Linked DNA regions of Homo sapiens: region 1 is linked to region 2. A link is an interaction called in ENCODE POLR2A ChIA-PET data of the cell type or tissue named here. Cell type or tissue: MCF 10A. All regions are shown on one strand. Links, peaks and the distances in the headings refer to the core of each region. The heading gives the core; the rest is flanking DNA.

Region 1 (10,018 bases), core at 1,262-9,261, 56 kb before region 2:
CAAAGCAGTCATCAGCATATCAAGGCACAGGGGAGTGATGGCTTCCCTTCTTCACTCCTACATCAAAACAGGCAACCTAAATGGACCTTTTTTTTTTTTTTTTTTTTTTTTTAATGTGGTGACGGAGTCTTGCCCTGTCGCCCAGGCTGGAGTGCAGTGGCGTGATCTTGGCTCACTGCAACCTCTGCCTCCCAGGCTCAAGCAATTCTCCTGCCTCAGCCTCCCAAGTAGTCAGGACTACAGGCACACACCACCACGTCTGGCTAATTTTTGTATTTTTAGTAGAGACGGGGTTTCACCATGTTGGCCAGACTGGTCTCGAATTCCTGACCTCAGGTGATCCGCCCGCCTCGGCCTCCCAAAATGCTGGAATTATAGGCGTCAGCCACTGCGCCCTGCTAATGGACAACCTTTAAACCTACATGTTTGGCTATTTCTTAGTATTTTAGGGTTGCTTCGTGCTCTGGCCTGGGTTTGCAGGAAAAATGGGAGAGAAGAGGAGAAAAGGGCTGGAAGAGGCTTGGCCATGGTAGAAGGCATGGGTGGGTGTGAGGAGAAGGAAACAGAGTGATGGGCCAGCAAGGAGTCACAGGGTTTCGGGATCTGGGCTAGCGACCCTCCTGGCCTCCAATGGGCTAACACGGAAAAGAGGGATGCTGATACTCCTGGTGTTGGAGGAAGATTCTGGGGAAAGACACCAAGAGGAAGCACAGGGCAGCTACAGATGCATCCATGGACCGAGCATGAGCTTTGGTGTGAAGCCAACCTCGGTTTCCATGGGGCCTCAGCACTGACTAACTGTGTGACCTTGGTCAAGTTACTTTACCTCTTTGAACCTCAGTTCCCTAATCTCCAAGTGAGAATAACAACATCTGTTTCATAGCTCTTTTGCGAGGACTGTAAATTGTATAGCACAGAGCCTGCCAGAATGTAGGCGACCAAGTTCCCTTCCCCCTTCTCAAGCTTCCAGGAGTGCCCCAGAAATACAAGACTGGCTATATTTAGTGTCTGGCTCCCTCCCCCGACAACCCATGGTTAAATTAGAATGAAACTATTTATGCTAAAGTCTCTGAAGTTCTAAAATTCTCTGGCAATGTGAGTAGACTGGGTGGGAGAAGACAGCAGTTCACCTCCTGGGGACATGGCGGCTGCTGCTGTGAGGCTGTACTCTCTGAGCAGCACACGCCAGTCTTCCTGGGTACCAGCCTGGCAGACGGCCAGGCAGCGGGGCAGACGGCATGCCCAGAAGCCTGGCAGCTCCTCCCTTCCCCATTCATGTTCCCTGAGTCCGGGTTCCCTCAGTCCCCTTGGCCAAGGTTTGCCTTGGGTGATGGTAGGGGTGGAAGGAAAGGCTGGCCCCACAGGAGTGTGTGTGCAGGGAAGGTACCCCAGAGGCCGATTTCAGCCCATTCTAGGAAAGGATGTTGTAGTAACAAATGTTTCATGCTGGAAAGGTGTCTGAGGCAGCAGCCAGAGCTTGGGCCCTGAAGAATTTACCCAGATACTATGGTTTTCCACCTGGACGCCCATAAAATATCCCAAGAGTTTTGTAAAGATACTGTTAGCCTGGTCCCCATCTACAAGATTCTGATTCCATTGGTTCACAGTGGCTGGAATTTTGTTAACAGTGCCCTAGGTGCCTGCATTGTGCAGAGGTGGATGAGGACCAGTGTTCCCAAGGCATTCCCATGTCTCTGGACCAGAGCTCCTTCTATCTCCAAGTGTCTGCATGTCTGGTATGAAGTATGTGTTGTAATCACTTGAACTTGCTTCCATCCTGGCCCCTTGCCATTTACCCTTTGAAACACAGCAACCAGAATGAGGCCTTTAAACATAAACCGGCTGGGCATGGTGGCTCATGCCTGTAATCCCAGCACTTTGGGAGGCTGAGTCGGGCAGATCACTTGAGCCCAGGAGTTTGAGACCAGCCTGGCCAACATGATGAAACCCCATCTCTACTAAAAATACAAAAATTACACATGTGGTCCCAGCTACTCAGGAGGCTGAGATGGGAGAATCGCTTGAACCTGGGACGCAGAGGTTGCAGTAAGCCAAGATCGTGCCACTGCATTCCAGCCTGGGTGACAGAGCGAGACTCCAACTCAAACAAAACAAAACAAAACAAAACATAAATCAGATCCCATCCCTTTCCCACTTCAGTATCTCCAGTATGTCCCATTTCAATCCCAACTCCTCACCAGGGGCAGTAGGACGCTCTGGGATCTGGCTCTTCCCCTACCTTCCTCTCAGCCCTGACACCACTAGAATCTTCCTTTTTTGTTGTTGTTGTTGATTCGGGGTTTTGTTCTTGTCGTTCAGCCTGCAGTGCAGTGGCACGATCTCGGCTCACTGCAACCTCCACCTCCCAGGTTCAAGCAATCCTCCTGCTTCAGCCTCCCGAGTAGCTGGGATTACAGGCGCCTGCCACCACACCTGGCTAATGTTTTTTTGTTTGTTTGTTTGTTTTGTTTTGTTTTTGAGACACAGTCTCGCTCTGTTGCCCAGGCTGGAGTGCAGTGGTGCGATCTCCGCTCACTGTAAGCTCTGCCTTCCCGGTTCACGCCATTCTCCTGCCTCAACCTCCCAAGTAGCTGGGACTACAGGCACGCATCACCACATCTGGCTAATTTTTGTATTTTTAGTAGAGATGGGGTTTCACCACATTGGCCAGGCTGGTCTCGAACTCCTGACCTCGTGATCCACCCACCTCTGCCTCCCAAAGTGCTGGGATTACAGGTGTGAGCCACTGCACCCGGCAGATTTTTATATTTTTTAGTGAGATGGGGTTTCACCATGTTGGCCAGGCTGGTCTTGAACTCCTGACCTCAGGTGATCCACCTGCCTTGGCTTCCCAAAGTGCTGGGATTATAGATGTGAGTCACCGCACCCGGCCACCACTAGCACCTTCCTGTTCCTCACACTCACCAAGCTGGTCCTGCCCTAGAGCCTTTGCACTTGCTGTGCCCTGTGGTTGGTGCTCTTCCCCAGCCTAGTTCATGGCTGGCTCCTCCTCATCCTACAGGTCTCAGAGGTCCCCTCTTCAGAGAGCTTTCCCTCACCTGCCTAGTCCACGTGGCACTCCTTTCCCTTCCTGTCCCTCCCTATCATTATCACCTACAATACTCCCCACTAGGAAGCAAGTTCCATGAGAACAGGGAACTTGTCTAACTGGTTTGTCACAGTGCCTGGCACGGATGAATTCTTAATAACTAGTTGTTGAACAAATAAGTGGAAATGGACATAGCATGCTTATGTATTAAATTATGTGTTTTCATGTACACAGACATATAGGTATACCTGCAGATAATGTGATCAGAGGTCTGGGGTAGAAATGGACAGATGGTGCCAGAGAAGAGGGCACCAAAGGAGAAGGGAAAGGAATAATGATTGAGCCTCGACTCAGTGCCAGGCACTATTCTAGAGTTTTTTATACATTTAATCTTCACAACAACACATTGGGCACTGTAAACAAAATTCCAAGGATTCAAGCCACCATGGACCAAAGGAATCAGAATCTTGAGGATGGGGCCAGCATTATTGTCCTCATTCTATAGATTAAAAAAACTGAGACTTAGAGAGAGGAAATAACTTGCCCGAAGTTAATCTACCAACAAGTGCCAGAGCAGGATATAAACCCGAGTTTATTGGACTCCAACACAGTCTTGCTCATTGCATCATTCTTGAAGGAGAAATTACCTCACTCATTACCTCTCTCCATTATCAGGGAATAAAAAAACTCTGGTGAATGCGGCCCCAGATAGCAATGGCTAATTGGTGACTGGAGCTAATAACATTGGCCGAGCGAGCAGGGCAGATAAGGAAGGGAAAGAAAATCCACTAATAGCCTTGCCATCTATCTGGAAACAACCTTGTTTCTTAATTTTATTTGTGTTGTTACGAATTTGCACTCCTTTCCTTTTGCAGAATGTATACATATATTCCACTTGATTTAAATTCCCAGGATACAACAACCCAGAGGGATTTGGCCTCATTAAGAGTCAGTGGGCTAGTTTGTTTGGGCCCTCTATCTTAAACTTCCAAATCTAATTTCCAACCAAAGGAATAGGATATGCTCTTTTTAAAGTTATTTATTTATTTTTTTTTTGAGACGAAGTCTTGCTCTGTTGTCCAGGCTGGAATGCAGTGGCGTGATCTTGGCTCACTGCAACCTCTGCCTCCCAGGTTTAAGTGATTGTCTCACCTCAGCCTCCCAAGTAACTGGAATTACAGGCATGCACCACCACATCTGGCTAGTTTATATATTTTTAGTAGAGATGGGGTTTCACCATGTTGGCCAGGCTGGCCTCAAACTCCTGACCTCAGGAGTTCCATCCACCTCGGCCTCCCAAAGTGCTGGGATTACAGGTGTGATCCACCGTGCCTGGCCTAGAATATACTCTTTAGAATACTCTTTTTAAAATACCTCCAGAACTTAGTTTATATCCAGGTTGTCTGTAATCCTAGTCTCTGGAAAGTACTTCTGTTTTTTATGTTTATTTTTGCTTTTTTTTTTTTGGTATGTGTTAGCAGTACTGCCCTCACTATGCGCTCGTTGGACAGTAGCACAAACCCAAGAAAAGAATGATGATTTGGCAGTCATTTCTAAATAGCAGAACACCTTTTCTTATTTTAGAATATGTAGGGCCAGGCATGGGGCCTCACACCTATAATCCCAGCACTTTGGGAGGCTGAAGTGGGAGGATTGCTTGAGCCCAGGAGTTCAAGACCAGCCTGGGCAAGATGGCAAGACTACGCATCTCTACAATAAATAAATAAATACATAAATAAAATATCAGAGCTAGTTCTCAATTAAATCTGATCAAAACATAGCATGCCATCTAGCACAGGACCTCAAGGCCTTATAGACATGAGTTATATATCCTCCTTGCTTATAAAATGCAGACTGTCTAATTGCTGGCTCACAGAAGATCACATAGGGGCTTAAAGCTTAGTTAGGGCAGAGCCGTCATGTGAGACATAAACAGAATGGGGAGAATCTGTAATATAGGGTGAGAACTTTGTAAGCTTCATGCTATGGACAATGGAGAAGTATATCAGGGCTCTGCAGTTTCAGGAGATAAGAACGAATTCTGAGTTAACAGGAAAAAAAAAGCCATCTGAAGGAAGGATATTGGGGAGTTTATAGAATTGAAGGAAAATCTGACCAGGCAAGAGGGGATCTCCTGGGGATTAACTCATGATTCAACTTCAAACTTCCCATCCCTGAATCTCTGTTCAAAATTCAAATGCCCAGGTGAGTCTGAATGGCTTAGCTTAGGTCATGTGCCCCCTTCATGGGACCTGGGATTGGCTGACCTCCAGAATTCTGCACAACAGAGAAAAGGAGACAAATTCCAAAGGAACAGATGCTGGCCAGACAGACGAGACATGTCTGCTCTAGTAGCCACTGGACATTGCTTTCTCTTTTTCCTTTGTTTTTCTTTTTTTTCTTTTTTAAATGGAGTTTTTTTTTTTTTTTTTGAGACGGAGTCTCGCTCTGTCACCCAGGCTGGAGTGCAGTGGCGTGATCTCGGCTCACTGCAAGCTCCACCTCCCAGGTTCACACCATTCTCCTGCCTCAGCCTCCCAAGTAGCTGGGACTACAGGTGCCCGCCACCACGCCCGGCTAATTTTTTCATATTTTTAGTAGAGACGGGGTTTCACCATGTTAGCCAGGATGATCTCGATCTCCTGATCTCGTGATCCGCCCGCCTTGGCCTCCCAAAGTGCTGGGATTACAGGTGTGAGCCACCGCGCCCGGCCAAAAAAAAAAAAGAAAAAAAAAGAGAGGGCCAGCCGTGGTGGCTCATGCCTGTAATCCCAGCATTTTGGGAGGCTGAGGGGGGCAGATCACTTGAGGTCAAGAGTTCGAAACCAGCTGGGCCAACATGGTGAAACCCCGTCTCTACTAAAAATACAAAAATTAGCTGGGCCTGGTAGCACGTGCCTGCAGTCCTAGCTACTTGGGAAGCTGAGACAGGAGAATCACTTGAACCTGGGAGGTGGAAGTCACAGTGAGCTGAGACCACGTCATTGCACTCCAGTCTGGGTGACAAGAGCAAAACTCCGTCTAAAAAAAAAAAAGAAAGAAAGAGAGAGAGAGAGACAGAGACAGAGAGAGGCAGGAGATGTGTTAGAAAGCTATTAGATGTCAACCATTGTGGAAGGAATGAACCAGGCTGGGCTGGCGGAGAATGGAACGAAGTAACCAGATATGAGGCACAAGGGCTCAAAAAGTAGTTTGTAAACTCGATTGAGCCATCTGGGGCAGTTGGGACCCCAGGAGTTCATCTCCAGCCTACACCAGAATCCTCTCTGGGAAGTGACTGGGAATCTACAATTTTAAAACACACAGCCATCCTCCATAGAAGACACTGGTCTGTGTAGATGGGCATTTGGAAACCATTGATCTATTAGACCGTTTTTTCTAAATGTCCTCTAGTCCAGTGTCTCATCTTATCTCTTTGCTCTTGCAGTTAAGCATTATCAAAGCTTAGCTTTTGAGTACTTGCAATTTGTACTCATTACATTTAGAGTCATATATCTGCAAGATCTCTTCTGAGGTCTTTGGAATGAAAACAAGGACAGAGAGGTATGTTGGCTCCTAACCGTCGCCTTATTTTGTTAGTGTGTCTGGGGCTTGTGGCTTTTGACAGGGACTCGAGAGATGACTTTGTCAGCTTTTCCTTTCACTATAGTAAGTCTCCATAACAAACACACCCAAGTCTGGTATTTCTGAACTTATGGCTCTGTACTGAATACATGCTGTTCCTGGAGCCAGGCTCATTTTGCAGTTTCTCCTCCCAACTCCACCCTTTGGTCCTGCTGATGGGCTCATTCAGCCTTGGCATGTGATAAACCTCAGGTTCTGGGAGTTTTCTCTAGGACACTGAAGAACAGTATTGACTTTTCAGTAATTGCTGGAGTTTAAAAGGAATGGTGATCTTTGGGAGTGGGAGTGTGGTACAGGTGGGCGAATAGGACTTACGGTGCCAACTGGCTTCTCCCCATTCCTATAGTGAGGGGACTCATAAGAATGAATAACTAGGAAAGGGTTTGCCAAACTTCAGTTGTTTGAATACCATCCTCATGATTTTTGCCAAATCTTCATGTTATCCATCTGCTATTTATTTTATACTTTTCATTAATTAACATATTTTCGCTGGCATAGTCACTACCTATGCTAGCCTTGCTGTAAACAATCATATTCTTGAAGTTGCTGATTCATGAAATCGGGTCTGGTATGCTACCTATAAATTTTTTTCTAGTACACATTAAAATAAATATACACTTATTGAAATTGTGTAAATGTTCACTCATGTGCTAAAATCCTCCTGTGTGCCACTAGAGGTATACGTATCACAGTTGGGGAGCATTAGCTTAGGAATGTCCATGAGCTAAGAGGCCAGTGATTCCAGACCCCCTAATTCATTGTAGTTTTGGTGCCAAATGTAAGATTTTTTTGAGTCTATTTATTGAAAAGTTACCCTTTTGTATATATCCTCTTATTGCAGAAGTCAAGGTTCAAAGCAAGAAACAGAAGCTACCCAAGGTATTTTAAGCAAGAAGGAAATTAATAATTTTTTTTTTTTGAGGTGGAGTCTTGCTCTGTCATCCAGGCTGGAGTACCAGTGGCATGATCTCGGCTTACTGCAACCTCCTCTTCCCAGGTTCAAGCGATTCTCCTGCCTCAACCTTTGGAGTAGCTGGGATTACAGGTGCCTGCCACCATGCCCAGCTAATTTTTGTATTTTCAGTACAGACGGGGTTTCACTATGTTGGTGAGGCTGGTCTTGAACTCCTGACCTCAGGTGATCCATCTGCTTTGGCCTCCCAAAGTGTTGGGATTACAGGCATGAGCCACCAAACCCGGCAGAAAATTAATAATTTTATTTTATCAGAAGGTTGGGAACTGAGCTCCCTCTTGGACTGAGTACCCAAGCACCCCAGAACTGACCTCCCAGGGGACCTGTAACTCCTTCATAATCAGGAGGCTGCTAATGGGATGGCTCAGTTTAAGGTTTCACCACCACCACAGCTGTAATCCAGGGATTAGGTATCACCTCCACCTCCTCTGCCACAAGTTCCAGTAGATAGTCATGGATCTGGAAATTACACACTGGACTGCTGCTGTGGATCCCCACATCTCCTTGACATTGCTTGCAGCAGAACGTGGCCAAAGCAGGAAGAAAGGGGCCCATGACTCAACTTCCTTTTGCCTTTCAAATCTCTCATGAGTGCATCAGATTTAATGAGGCCTACTCGCATCATCCAGAACTCTAACTTGAGGGAGTCTGAGTTTGTAGCTGGAGAGCATTTTTAACATAAGAAAGTCCAGTATGCTGGGCGTGGTGGCTCACCCCTGTAATCCCAGCTGCTTGGGAGGCTGAGGCAGGAGAATTGCTTGAACCCAGGAGGCAGAGGTTGCAATGAGCTGAGGTCATGCTACTGTACTCCAGCCTGGGTGACAGAGTGAGACCACCATGTCTCAAAAAAAAAAAAAAAAAAAAGAAAGAAAAAGAAAAAAGAAAGAAAAGAAAAGAAAGGTGAGAATGGATGCTGAGAGCCAATTAGTCATATTCATCAAATTGCCTATTAGTGGCAGCTCTGCTGCTGATTCTCAGTGAACTAAGAAATCACTAAGCCAAAGGCAGGAAAAAAAGACCACAGAAACCCACCATTAATGCAGGTTCTTATGTTACCAAATAGTCGCTCTTATGTGAATTGGGGGAGTATGCATGTGTGTATGTGTGTAAAACCAGGTTTTGTGTAATCTGAAGGTACACACTTACAAACATACAGGTTAAGTCAATAAAAGTGACCTTGCTAGCACAAACTGACATGCCACACCAAAACCTCAATGGCTCCTCATTGCCTGGGGGAAGTAATAGCCTTGTATACTATACCTTTTACAAGTTCGCCGTTAGTTAACCTCTCATCCCTTAACACCTGGCATATTCTATGACAGCCCTCCATTCTGGTTAAAGAGCTCTAGTGATTGGTTAAGAAACAGCCAAACAGTCCCCCCTTCCTGCCTTCCTGGTTAATAGGGTTCTGCCTGGAAAGCCTTGTCCTCTTCCTGTTGACTAACTTGAGTCTCAGTCTTCCTTCAAGGCCAGTTCTGTGCATTTTCCTCACTTCCTAAAGCAGGCCTTGTTCTCCCACTCTCTTCTGTCTGTATTGGTAAAAAAAACTCCTAGCTGGGCACAGTGGCTCATGTCTGTAATCCCAGCACTTTGGCAGGCCAAGGTGGGAGAATCACTTGAGCCCAGGAGTTAGAGACCAGCCTGGGCAACATAGTGAGAACTTGTCTCTACAAAAAATAAAAAAATTAGCCGGGCACAGAGGCATGTTCCTGTAATTCCAGCTACTTGGGAGGCTGAGGCAGGAGAATCTCTTGAACCCGGGAGGCAGAGATTGTAGTGAGCTGAGATCGGGCCACTGCACTCCAGCCTGGGCAGCAGAGAGAGACTGTGTCTCAAAAATAATAACAATAATAATAAAGCCCAGTAAAGGCTGAGTGCAGTGGCTCACACCTGTAATCCCAGCACTTTGGGAGGCCAAGGTGGGAGGATTGCTTGTGGAGTTTGAGACCAGCCTGGGGAACATAGCAAGACCCCATCTACTTGGGAGGCTGAGGTGGGAGGATCACTTGAGCCCAGGGGGTTGAAGCTGCAGGGAGCAGAATGGCGCCATTGCACTCCAGCCCGGGTGACAGAGCAAGACCCTGTTTCAAAAACAAGAACAAAACCAAAAAAATCCTCTTTTTCTCAGTTGGGATCTGGTTTCCACCCTCCTAGTCACCCTTTCAGGGCTTTGCTTCCCTGTAACCTGCTTGGGGAGGTGCTCCTCCCACCCCCATGTTCCTGTGTTACTGGGTACTTCCATTCATTCATTCCTTCCATAACAGGTGAAGGTGGAAGAAGGAAACCACCTTCACCTTCATTCCCATTGCAAGATGAAGGTGTGGGAGGAAGGTGGTCTTGATTTAAGGAATTAATCTGGTAGATCCTTACAG
Region 2 (10,018 bases), core at 1,331-9,330:
ATTTTAGTTCTGGATGGAGGCTCATCTAAGTAAGGGGGCAAATCCAGAGTTCTAGACTAAGTCTATTTGACCTTGAAGTCTGTTTTCCTTGAAAGCTACCACCTTGTATAAAAAGAACCCCTAATTTGTATGCTTTAGGAGAGACCATATTTCAATTTTGGGGACACCAGTCCTTCAAGGTACAGCACAGTTGCCTGACCTCAGAATTTTTTTTTTTTTTTTTTTTTTGAGACAGAGTTTCGCTCTTGTTGCCCAGGCTGGAGTGCAATGGCGTGATCTTGGCTCACCGCAACCTTCGACTCCCTGGTTCAAGTGATTCTCCTGCTTCAGCCTCCCGAGTAGCTGGGATTATAGGCATGTGCCACCACACCCAGCTAATTTTGTGTTTTTAGTAGAGATGGGGTTTCTCCATGTTGGTCAGGCTGTTTTCAAACTCCTGACCTCTGGTGATCCGCCCGCCTTGGCCTCCCAAAGTGCTGGGATTACAGGCATGAGCTACTGCGCTTGGTCCAGAATTTTCTTTTCTTTTCTTTTCTTTTTTTTAACAAACAAGGTATTGCTCTGTCTCCCAGTCTGGAGTGTAGTAGCATGATCATAACTCACTGCAGTCTAGGCCTCCTTGGCTCAAGTGGTCCGCCTGCCTCAGCCTCCCAAAGTGCTAGAATTATAGGTATGAGCCACTGTGCCTGGACAGATTTTGTTTTAGAAGCAGGAGTTAAGTGTCCATGAGTAGTAGGAACTCAGGTAATCCAGCCCAAATGGACTTGATCAACCATCCCCTGATCCCGGATCTCAGCGTGATGGGAGTCTAGGAAACCTGCCCTTTGACCTGAATCTGGATGACGTTAGTAATACAGGAATAGGTGAAATGCCAGCCACACCTGGCTGGCCCATGAAAAGGAAATACTTCCCACGCTTTGCTTTTGCACACCAAGGGCCCCCAGGTAAAGGCATCCAGGGTGCAAGCCGCCTGCTTTAATGCCCGGGTGTGGCTGCAGGAACAACCCAGTACAAACTGGAGTGAACCTGTTGCCCTCTTCCTTCCCTGCTGCCAAGCCAAACAGAACACAGGGAACACAAATAGAATCATCACAGTAAACCAGCTGTTGGAGCCAGACACTGGGAGAACCCACTCCCTGGCACTGCCACCCCATTCACGGGTCCAGACATGATGAAGTGCTCTGAGGGCTGAGGAAGGTGTGGCCCGTGGGCATTCCTGTCCAGCAAGAACCCCTCTGGCTTGTCTGTATTCATTGCCACCCACATGGACCTCTCTATGGTTGCTTGCCAAAGCCGGGAGGGAGAAGGGTCTCCCCTTCCTCCAAGCCCAGGATCACCGGGAAATGCCCTTCCCACCTACTGGACTTGACTAATGCTGCTTGTCAAGAAGGGAACTCTTCAGACACATAAAAATCCTAAAGGTAGCTGAGGTTTGAAAGAATTCGTGCTGGACGTGCTTCCCTGCAGGGTCAGGCATTGGGGAGGAGGGAGAAGAGGAAGGAGGAGCTGGTTGTAAGTGACAGCTGCAGATAAATCTGTGTGGAGCTGTCCAGGGAGCTGTTGAACTCAGGTAGTGCCCTCCCTAGCCTGGGGCAGGTCAGAGTCTCCCCGAACCACCCAAACCTTTCTGCTGCGTGTGCTCTGGGGCATGTCTCTCTTTGCCTCCTTGGATCTTGAGCCAATGAGGAAATATAGGCTAGTCCCAGAAGGCAGGGATGAATTTGTGTTCTTTGTGGTGTCAGCACCTTTTCATGAAGCTCTAGCAGATCTCACAATCTTCCCTTCTTTAAAAAAAAAAAGAAAAAGAAAAAAGTTTGGAAAAGGGGGCTAGAGTCTCCCTATGGAAAAGAAAGCTCGTGGAATGATCCAAGTGGAGGTTTTCCATGCATTCCATGGCATCATTGGAGATGTCCTGGCTCTGTACTTACTTAACTACTTGAATCTCAGTTTCTTCCGTTGTAAAAGTGGGCACATGAAGACCTAGTTCTCATGGATATTAACAGGATAAAACGAGATAACACATAGAGTACTCTCAAGTACTCTACATAGTCCTAGCATATCAAAAGTATTAGATAAATCTTGCCTTTATTTTCTCCTTCTCATACACTGTGTCAGTGGCTTGCTGGGTCCTTGATTAGCCTGAAGGACTGAAAGAGAGACCTCAAGAGAGAGAATGGCAAAGTAAATACGACCATCTTATTCGAACTTAACTCTGCGTTTCAAGTAGGGAGATAAGAAGGACTGCTGTTCCACTTCTTTTCTAGATGACAAGATGGGTTATTTTTATTTTTTATTTTTGAGACAGTTTCGCTCTTGTTGCCCAGGCTGGAGTGCAACGGCATGATCTTGGCTCACCGCAACCTCTGCCTCCCGGGTTCAAGTGATTCTCCTGCCTCAGCCTCCCTAGTAGCTGGGATTACAGGCATGCGCCACCATGCTTGGCTAATTTTGTATTTTTAGTAGAGACGGGGTTTCACCATGTTGGTCAGGCTGGTCTCGAACTCCTGACCTCAGGTGATCCGCCTGCCTTAGCCTCCCAAAGTACTGGGATTACAGGCAAGAGCTACCATGCCAGGCCTAAAATGGGTTATTTCTGTGCCTAGAGGTAAATTGCATCAGTGCTTTCCCATCTGAAACAAAACACAAACCACTTCATTTCCATGTCAAAAACTGATTCAATCTAATCTACCCATAAATCAGGCTTTCTCATTAACCTGAATTTGAAGTTTCTCTCTTTTCCAGCTGCTTTTATGCTCTAGGTGGAGTTTAGAAAAGAGAAGTCTAGCTTAACCATTCGTTGACAGAAAAAAGTAGAAATTGTCATTTCTTCCCTGAAAATACCAGAATTAGTAAATTGCTACCTTGCCCATAATCCTGTAATAAGCAGAATCTGCATTATGGTTGGATATATAGCATGAATCTCAACTACTATCTGGGTTTTTGTTTTTATTTTTATTTATTTATTTATTTTTGAGACTGAGTCTCACTTTGTTGCCCAGGATGGAGTACAGTGGCGCAATCTCGGCTCACTGCAACCTCGGCCTCCCAGGTTCAAGTGATTCTCCTACCTCAGCCTCTTAAGTAGCTGGGATTACAGGTGTGCGCCACCACGCCCGGCTAAATTTTTTGTATTTTTAGTAGAGACGGGTTTTCACTATGTTGGCCAGGCTGGTCTCGAACTCCTGACCTTAGGTGATCCACCCGCCTCAGCCTCGCAAAGTGTTGGGATTACAGGCGTAAGCCACTGCGCCCGGCCAATATTTTTTTCTTTTTTCTTTTCTCCTTTTTTTTTTTTCTTTTTTTGAGTCAGAGTCTGTCGCCCAGCCTGGAGGGCAGTGGTGGGATCTTGGCTCACTGCAATCTCTGCCTTCCAGGCTCAAGCAATTCTCCTGCCTCAGCCTCCTGAGTAGCTGGGACTACAGGCCTGCACTACCACACCTGGCTAACTTTTGTATTTTTAGGAGACAGGGTTTCACCATGTTGGCCAGGCTGGTCTCGAACTCCTGGCTTCAAGTGATTCGCCTGCCTCCCAAAGTGATGGGATTACAGGCGTGAGCCACTGTGCCCGGCCAGGGTTTTTTTTTCCTGAAGGGCTGATCATGGCTTTGTTCCACTCACTGTGCCCTTCTTCCTCTGCTTGGAACTGGACAGAAGTTCCAATAAGCTACTGTCTTCTATTAAGTAAGGACCAGACATGAAAAACTTTATGGTGGGGATGAGTGGATGGGGCAAGGGTTTGGGGAGCAATGATCAACTGGGTAAAATCCTGGGGAGTGGCAATTGAGTGGGAAGGGAGTCAAGAAGTGTTTAGGGAAGGATGTCGGGGAAGTGAGTAATAGGTAGGTCAGAGGATGGAGCAAGGGAATGTTGAAAGGCAACGGATATGCTCTGTGGACAGGTGGCAAAATATCTGAATGGGGGCCCAGGGAGGGCTACTATGGAGTAACAGGGAAGGGACCCTGAGGTGCTGATTTCTCAGAGATAGACAATGGGATTGGATATGTGTTGGTGGAGGAATGCAGAAAGCCCAGGCCAACTCCGAATGCCATTCATTTACATGAAATCCCTCTTTATGCCTCCACCATCTGCAACAGACTATGTGCTCACCCAAATGGCTTGCTTTTAATTCCAGCAAATAATATCCCCTCTGCTTTCCCCCAAATACAAAAGACACCATTTAAATTCAGCCAGGATGGAAGATCATGATATTTGGAGAAAATTCAAAGTCTGGGCCGCTCAGCTGTGCCTTATCATTCAAAAGTTACATTTTGTTCAGGTTGGCTGGCTTCACATGGTCATCTCAACTTTTCACTCCTGTTTCTTTCTTCTTTTTTTTTGAGACAGAGTCTCGCTCTGTCGCCCAGGCTGGAGTGTGCAGTGGCGCGATCTTGACTCACTGCAACCTCCGCCTCCTGGTTTCAAGCGATCCTCCTGCCTCACCCTCCCGAGTAGCTGGGATTACAGGCGCCCGCCACCAAGCCTGGCTAATTTTTATTTTTATTTTTTATTTTTTAATTAGAGAGGAGGTTTCGCCATGTTGCCCAGGCTGGTCTTGAACTCCTGACTTCAGGTGATCCACCTGCCTCAGCTGCCCAAAGTGCTGGGATTATAGGCCTGAGCCACCCTGCCTGGCCCTCTCCTCTGTTTCTTGACCTGGTTTTGTTTACAATTTGTTGCTGCAATCTTCCTATAACTGTTTCCAGAGTTGTGTGACGAAAAGGGAGGCTGGCACGCAGAGAGATTTCTCACACTCTGTTGGCTTGTGCAGTTGAGACAAAATTAAGCAATGTAGAAATTTAAGCTTCAGTTTTTAATGACCTAGGTTTTTCCAGGCCTTCCCATTTTGGAGTATCACAGTACTCAGGGATTTCTGAGTTTTCTCTCCCTTCCAGAGGAACTATTCTTGAATGGGATTATTAAGCACCCCTTCCTCAATTCTTCAACAAAGCTCCGAGGAATGAATGTCTCAAGTTCTGCTGCTTTTAAAGTATAAAAGATAAATTCAAAGTTCCTTATGCTTCTCCTTTCTGGGAGAATTCTGGGTTTTACTCCAACAGTGGGAAAGTTTTCTAAGCTGGTTTTGCTCCTGTCTCATGGGCAAGGCAGTTTGGTCGGTGGCTGTTCTGTGGGCTGCTGTCTGGAGGAGACGGTCGGTGGAGACGGTCGGTCGGGGAGGTCACCCTGACAATTATGGCCAACTGACGGTGGAGGGAGTGGTCTCGGTTTGGCCCTCAGTCTGGAGTCACAGTCTGGATTCACAGGCAGCGCAGAGAGATGTTGGCTCAGGACCTGAGGCTGAGGCGTGCTGGGACAGCCTAGGGGGTGTCCTGGCTTTCCAGGGGCTGGGGAACCCTCTCTGGCCCGGGGGCGGGAGAAGCTGTTCCAGAATCGGTTCTGGCTCCACTGCCACCTCAGCACTTTCTAATTGCAGCTCCAAACAGCCGCAGCTGCAGTCATAGCAACAGGCCCCGCCCACCGGGCTTCGCTCCTGGCGTCCAGCACGTGACGGCGACGCCTGCGTCGCTCCCTCAGCCCCTGGCGCTAAGGGAGGCGGGGAAGTGTGGGGGGATGACGTTTACTCTGTCGTCTCCATGGATATAATGCATAGACGTCAACGTCGCCAGTGTTTGGTGTGTAACGTTCTTCCGTCTCCATGGGAACGTCAGGCGGCCAAACACCGGGCCCCAGCAACAGGCTTCTGATTGGCCCGAGGCTTCCAAAGGCGGAGCTTCGTCTCCCGCGCCCGCTCGACTGTGTTGCTGTTTTGGTTGTTGTCTCCCACTTGTTTATTTCTCTAACAGATCCTGGAGGCTGAGGTCTAGATCGGTCGCCAAGGATGGGATCCAGGAGAAAACGTGCTGAACGTGCAGCTTGCTCCTACCGATTACAGCCCAGCAGATGACATAGTTCCACTGTGCTCTAGTCCATTGTGGGAATTATGGCCCTCATGCCCGGCGTCTGTCACAACCCAATATTTGGTGTTATAACCCCTGCTCCCACCCCCCAGCACATCTCAGAAGTGCCGTTACCCTCTCAGTCACATCCCAGAAACTGTGTTGCCTTCACGGTTACTCTTGTTTATGCTTGAGAGCACTCGGAGGCCTTTCCATATCTAAAGCCTGCATTCAGTGCTACCCCCTGCAGGATTTGGATACATTTCCCCGTCTGGTCCTAATTCTGTTGAATGACATCATTTATCCGTATTCCCACCCAGAGATGGGCAGATTTCTTGTAACCTGAATAGATACCAAAGAATCCCAAAGGACCTGGGTGGGTACTTCTATTTATGGGCTCATTGGATCTTATTCTTTCCTCTCCGCCTGTTTTAATTCAAATCGGGGGGACCATTTGATTTCTCCAATAGAAACAGAAAGAAATTGAAGACAGAGATGAACACAGATCAAGAGCCCAGGTTTCTTGATATCTAATACTAATATACTGATGGAGTTAAACATTCCAAGGTACGAATGTGTCCAGAAACAGTTTTAACCTTACCCTGGGTTTCCATCAGTGAAACCAAGTTAACATCTGGCAAAAGATAGCGATCTAGCCTCAGGGGTTTCAGTCAAGTTGCGCTTAAAAGAATGCCTTAAAATCTGTAGTTATGGTGTCAAATATAATAAATCTTCACCAGCTCATGCACGTACAAGTCTGAAATGTTTCATAAAAGGTTTAGATGACCTGATAACATGTTTCTAAAACCCAGAGAGAAAGAGAGAGACTGATACAAACGTCAAGTTAAAAACAAGAAAGTAAAATTAGTTTCATAGATTGGGGTTGATAAGGGGAATCTCTGTCCTCTATGCTCTAATCTTAGCCCACTACCTCCTTTCCTCTATCTCCTCTGGTGGATATGCTTGCTATCTGTCCTCCCCTCCGACTCTTTGGCTAGCCTTATAGCCTATAATTTCCTTCAGAGATGTAGTGAAATTAAATGAAATTAAGAGCCTGCTTAATGCAAACAGGACCAAAGGGCACAGCTCTTTATCGTAATGAACTTCATTCTGATTAAGTCAGGGACTGCAAGTGCTTACTATTTACCCAGTAAATATATTAAATTGCTAGGCTAGTCTCCCTTCTGTCCTGACACTGCCAGGGAATATTTGAAAGTCGGATATAAGATCCATTTTAGACCATCAAACATCCCTTCTAATTCTATCATCTCTCTTTATGTTTCCAGGAATATAGCATGTCTTGGTCTCTGAGAGCCAATATATCTGGGTTACACTGAAAGAGGAATAACGAGATAATATTTACACTGTACATTGAAGATGACCTGAAAAGCTGGAAGAGGTGACTGAGGGCATTTTCTCAGTGTGGATGAAGAAGAGGGGAGGAAGGTGAAAGATGACAGAATATCTAAGTGCCTAGATTTGATTCTAGCATATGAACCCATTTTATGATTCTGTCCAAGGGCATCAGTTATAACCTCCAAATTTCCATGTCCTTCTCCATCTCCCAGTCTTAGAATTTTTTTTTTTTTTTTTTTTTGAGACAGAGTCTTGCTCTGTCACCCAGGCTGGAGTGTAGTGGCAGGATCTTGGCTCACTGCAACTTCCACCTCTCAGGTTCAAGTGATTCTCCTGCCTCAGCCTCCCAAGTGGCTGGGAATACAGGCGCCTGCCACAACGTCTGGCTAATTTTTGTATTTTTAGTAGAGACAGGGTTTTGCCGTATTGGCCAAGCTAGTCTTGAACTCCTGACCTCAAGTGATCTGCCCACCTTGGCCTCCCAAAGTGCTGCTGGGATTACAGGCGTGAGCCACCGCGCCTGGCCAGTTCTTTCTTTTTTTTCTTTCTCTCTCCTTTCCCTCCCTCCCTCCTTCCTTCCTTCCTTCCTTCCTTCCTTCCTTCCTTCCTTCCTTCCTTCCTTCCTTCCTTTCAATGGAATCTCGCTCTGTCACCCAGGCTGGAGTGCAATGGCGCAATCTCGGCTCACTACAACCTCCGTCTCCCAGGTTCAAGCAATTCTCCTGCCTCAGCCTCCCGAGTAGCTGGGATTACAGGTGCACACTGCCACGCCCGGCTAATTTTTTGTATTTTTAGTAGAGACGGGGTTTCACCGTGTTCCCCGGGCTGGTCTTGAACTCATGAGCTCAGGCAATCCACCTGCCTCAGCCTCCCAAAGTGCTAGGATTACAGACGTGAGCCACCACAGCCGGCCAGGCCAGTTCTTTCTTTTTGTTTGACCCAAACATGGTCATGGGCCATGATGTGGGACCCAGCGAATTTTTAGTCTAGGAAATACCAAATAGATATCGTTTTGATTGTATCGTGAGAAGCAGTTTGTTTCATATATGCTTGCATGCGCACACACATGCATATTCTTTTGCTGCCTTGTGTTTCGGCTGAGCCTCTCTGTTTAGATGACCAGATTCAACATAAGGACCATGATGTCCTTCTATGTTGCTGACTTCCTTAAACCACAAGATGATTAATTTCCCCAACCTATTTCCTCATCTATAAAATGGGGTCTGGACAACTCACTGACCCCACACGTTTGCTTTGACCCAAGAGGATTGCAATGATACAGTGATTATTAGTTGGTGGTGTGGAAATACTAAATGCTGCATAAATGCTTGATTATTATTTGTGGGTATATTTTCCCTCAACACCTCTCCATCTTAGTGCTGAGTGAAGCCTCCACTTGCCAGGTTTCCCTGGCAAAGAAGAGGCCTTGGCCCAGGCCAGGATGTGTAGGAGCTGTGACCTACCTGGCCTTTCAAGGCCCAGGTTCACACTATCCTCCTTCACATCTCAGCCATGATAGAATTCACTCTTCCACTCATGCTGGCTAACATGGTGAAACCCCATTTCTACTAAAAATACAAAAAATTAGCCAGGTGTGGTGGCACATGCCTATAATCCCAGCTACTTGGGAGGCTGAGGCAGGAGAATTGCTTGAACCCCGGAGGTGGAGGTTGCAGTGAGCCAAGATTGCACCATTGCACTCCAGCTTGGGCAACAAGAGCGAAATTCCTTCTAAAAAAAAAAAGGAGATGTTGCTACCTGGCCTCCTTACCTCTCGGGACTGTTAGGAGGGTCATACTAGGTCATGCTTGTGGAAGGGCTTCAAAAACCGTAAGTCAGAGGGTATTTTAAAGTTTAAAAATATTCTGCAAGATGAGGTGGTCTGTAAATGGAGCAGTGTCAAGGTCAAGTGTCAAGAGATGTAATTCATAGAGAGACTGGATAAATGCCCATCTATGTGATTTGATATGCCCTATGCCAAGGAATGCTCCCTCACTGTCCCTAAAATTCCATCATCAGCAATATATTTCTTTGGATTAAGCATTTGCCATTCCCTTTGGGTCCTACTCTTAAAAGACAAATTCTCTTGTGAGCAGTAGGCTCCTGAAATTTAATGTAAATTACATTACCAGACATGTTCCTCCCCGACAGGTGAGATGGCACCAGACAGGTGCACTGGGCTCTTGGGTAGGTCTGAGAAATGAGATGCTGGAATCCTAGAGATTATTCATTTTAGTCAAAGTCAACCTTCATGGTGTACCAGTTGCTGACACAGGACCCTCGGAACCCACCCAGCAGACCCGTAGTTCCACTCACAGATGAGGGGGGAAATGCTTCTCCCCATCCTCACCTAAAACCTCCGAAGACACCACTGCAGTCATCCAGAGACTCCCATATACTATAGGGGCAAGCAAAGTTTTTTTTACAAGTTTGGGAATTGACATGGGTTGCCAACTTTGAATTTTACCGAACAACAATTACTACTTATTATCACTATCATTTCATAAATGAGAAGACATTTTAACACTAAAAAAGTCAAAAGGACATTATCTGGCTGGGTACGGTGGTACACACCTGCAATCCCAGCACTTTGGGAGGCTTAGGCAGGTGGATCATCTGAGGTCAGGAGTTCGAGACCAGCCTGGCCAACATGGAGAAACCCCACCTCTACTAAAAATACAAAAAGTAGCCGGGCGTGGTGGTGCACGCCTGTAATCCCAGCTACTTGGGAGACTGAGGCAGGAGAATCACTTGAAAGTGGGAGGAAG

The links. Peaks named below come from ENCODE experiments on the same cell type or tissue, not always from the same donor. Only the 100,000 strongest peaks of a DNase experiment are listed, where the experiment ranks them.
Region 1: POLR2A ChIA-PET joins it to region 2 with 13 read pairs; 6 of 35 experiments call an interaction of 5 or more read pairs at or near these places.

What each region holds. Positions count from the first base shown.
Region 1 is chr14:75,197,584-75,207,601 of GRCh38, forward strand. It overlaps the pseudogene RNU4ATAC14P. Among named protein-coding and RNA genes, the nearest start is that of TMED10, 26 kb to the left of the region's middle. In MCF 10A, for the core only: no CTCF peak of the experiment used is centred there; a DNase peak (open chromatin) is centred at 1,778.
Region 2 is chr14:75,253,577-75,263,594 of GRCh38, forward strand. No RefSeq gene overlaps it. Among named protein-coding and RNA genes, the nearest start is that of FOS, 20 kb to the right of the region's middle. RefSeq lists enhancers at 370-1,569, 3,304-3,473, 3,368-3,867, 4,145-6,719, 4,567-5,545 and 1 more. In MCF 10A, for the core only: no CTCF peak of the experiment used is centred there; DNase peaks (open chromatin) are centred at 1,555, 3,815, 4,725 and 5,565.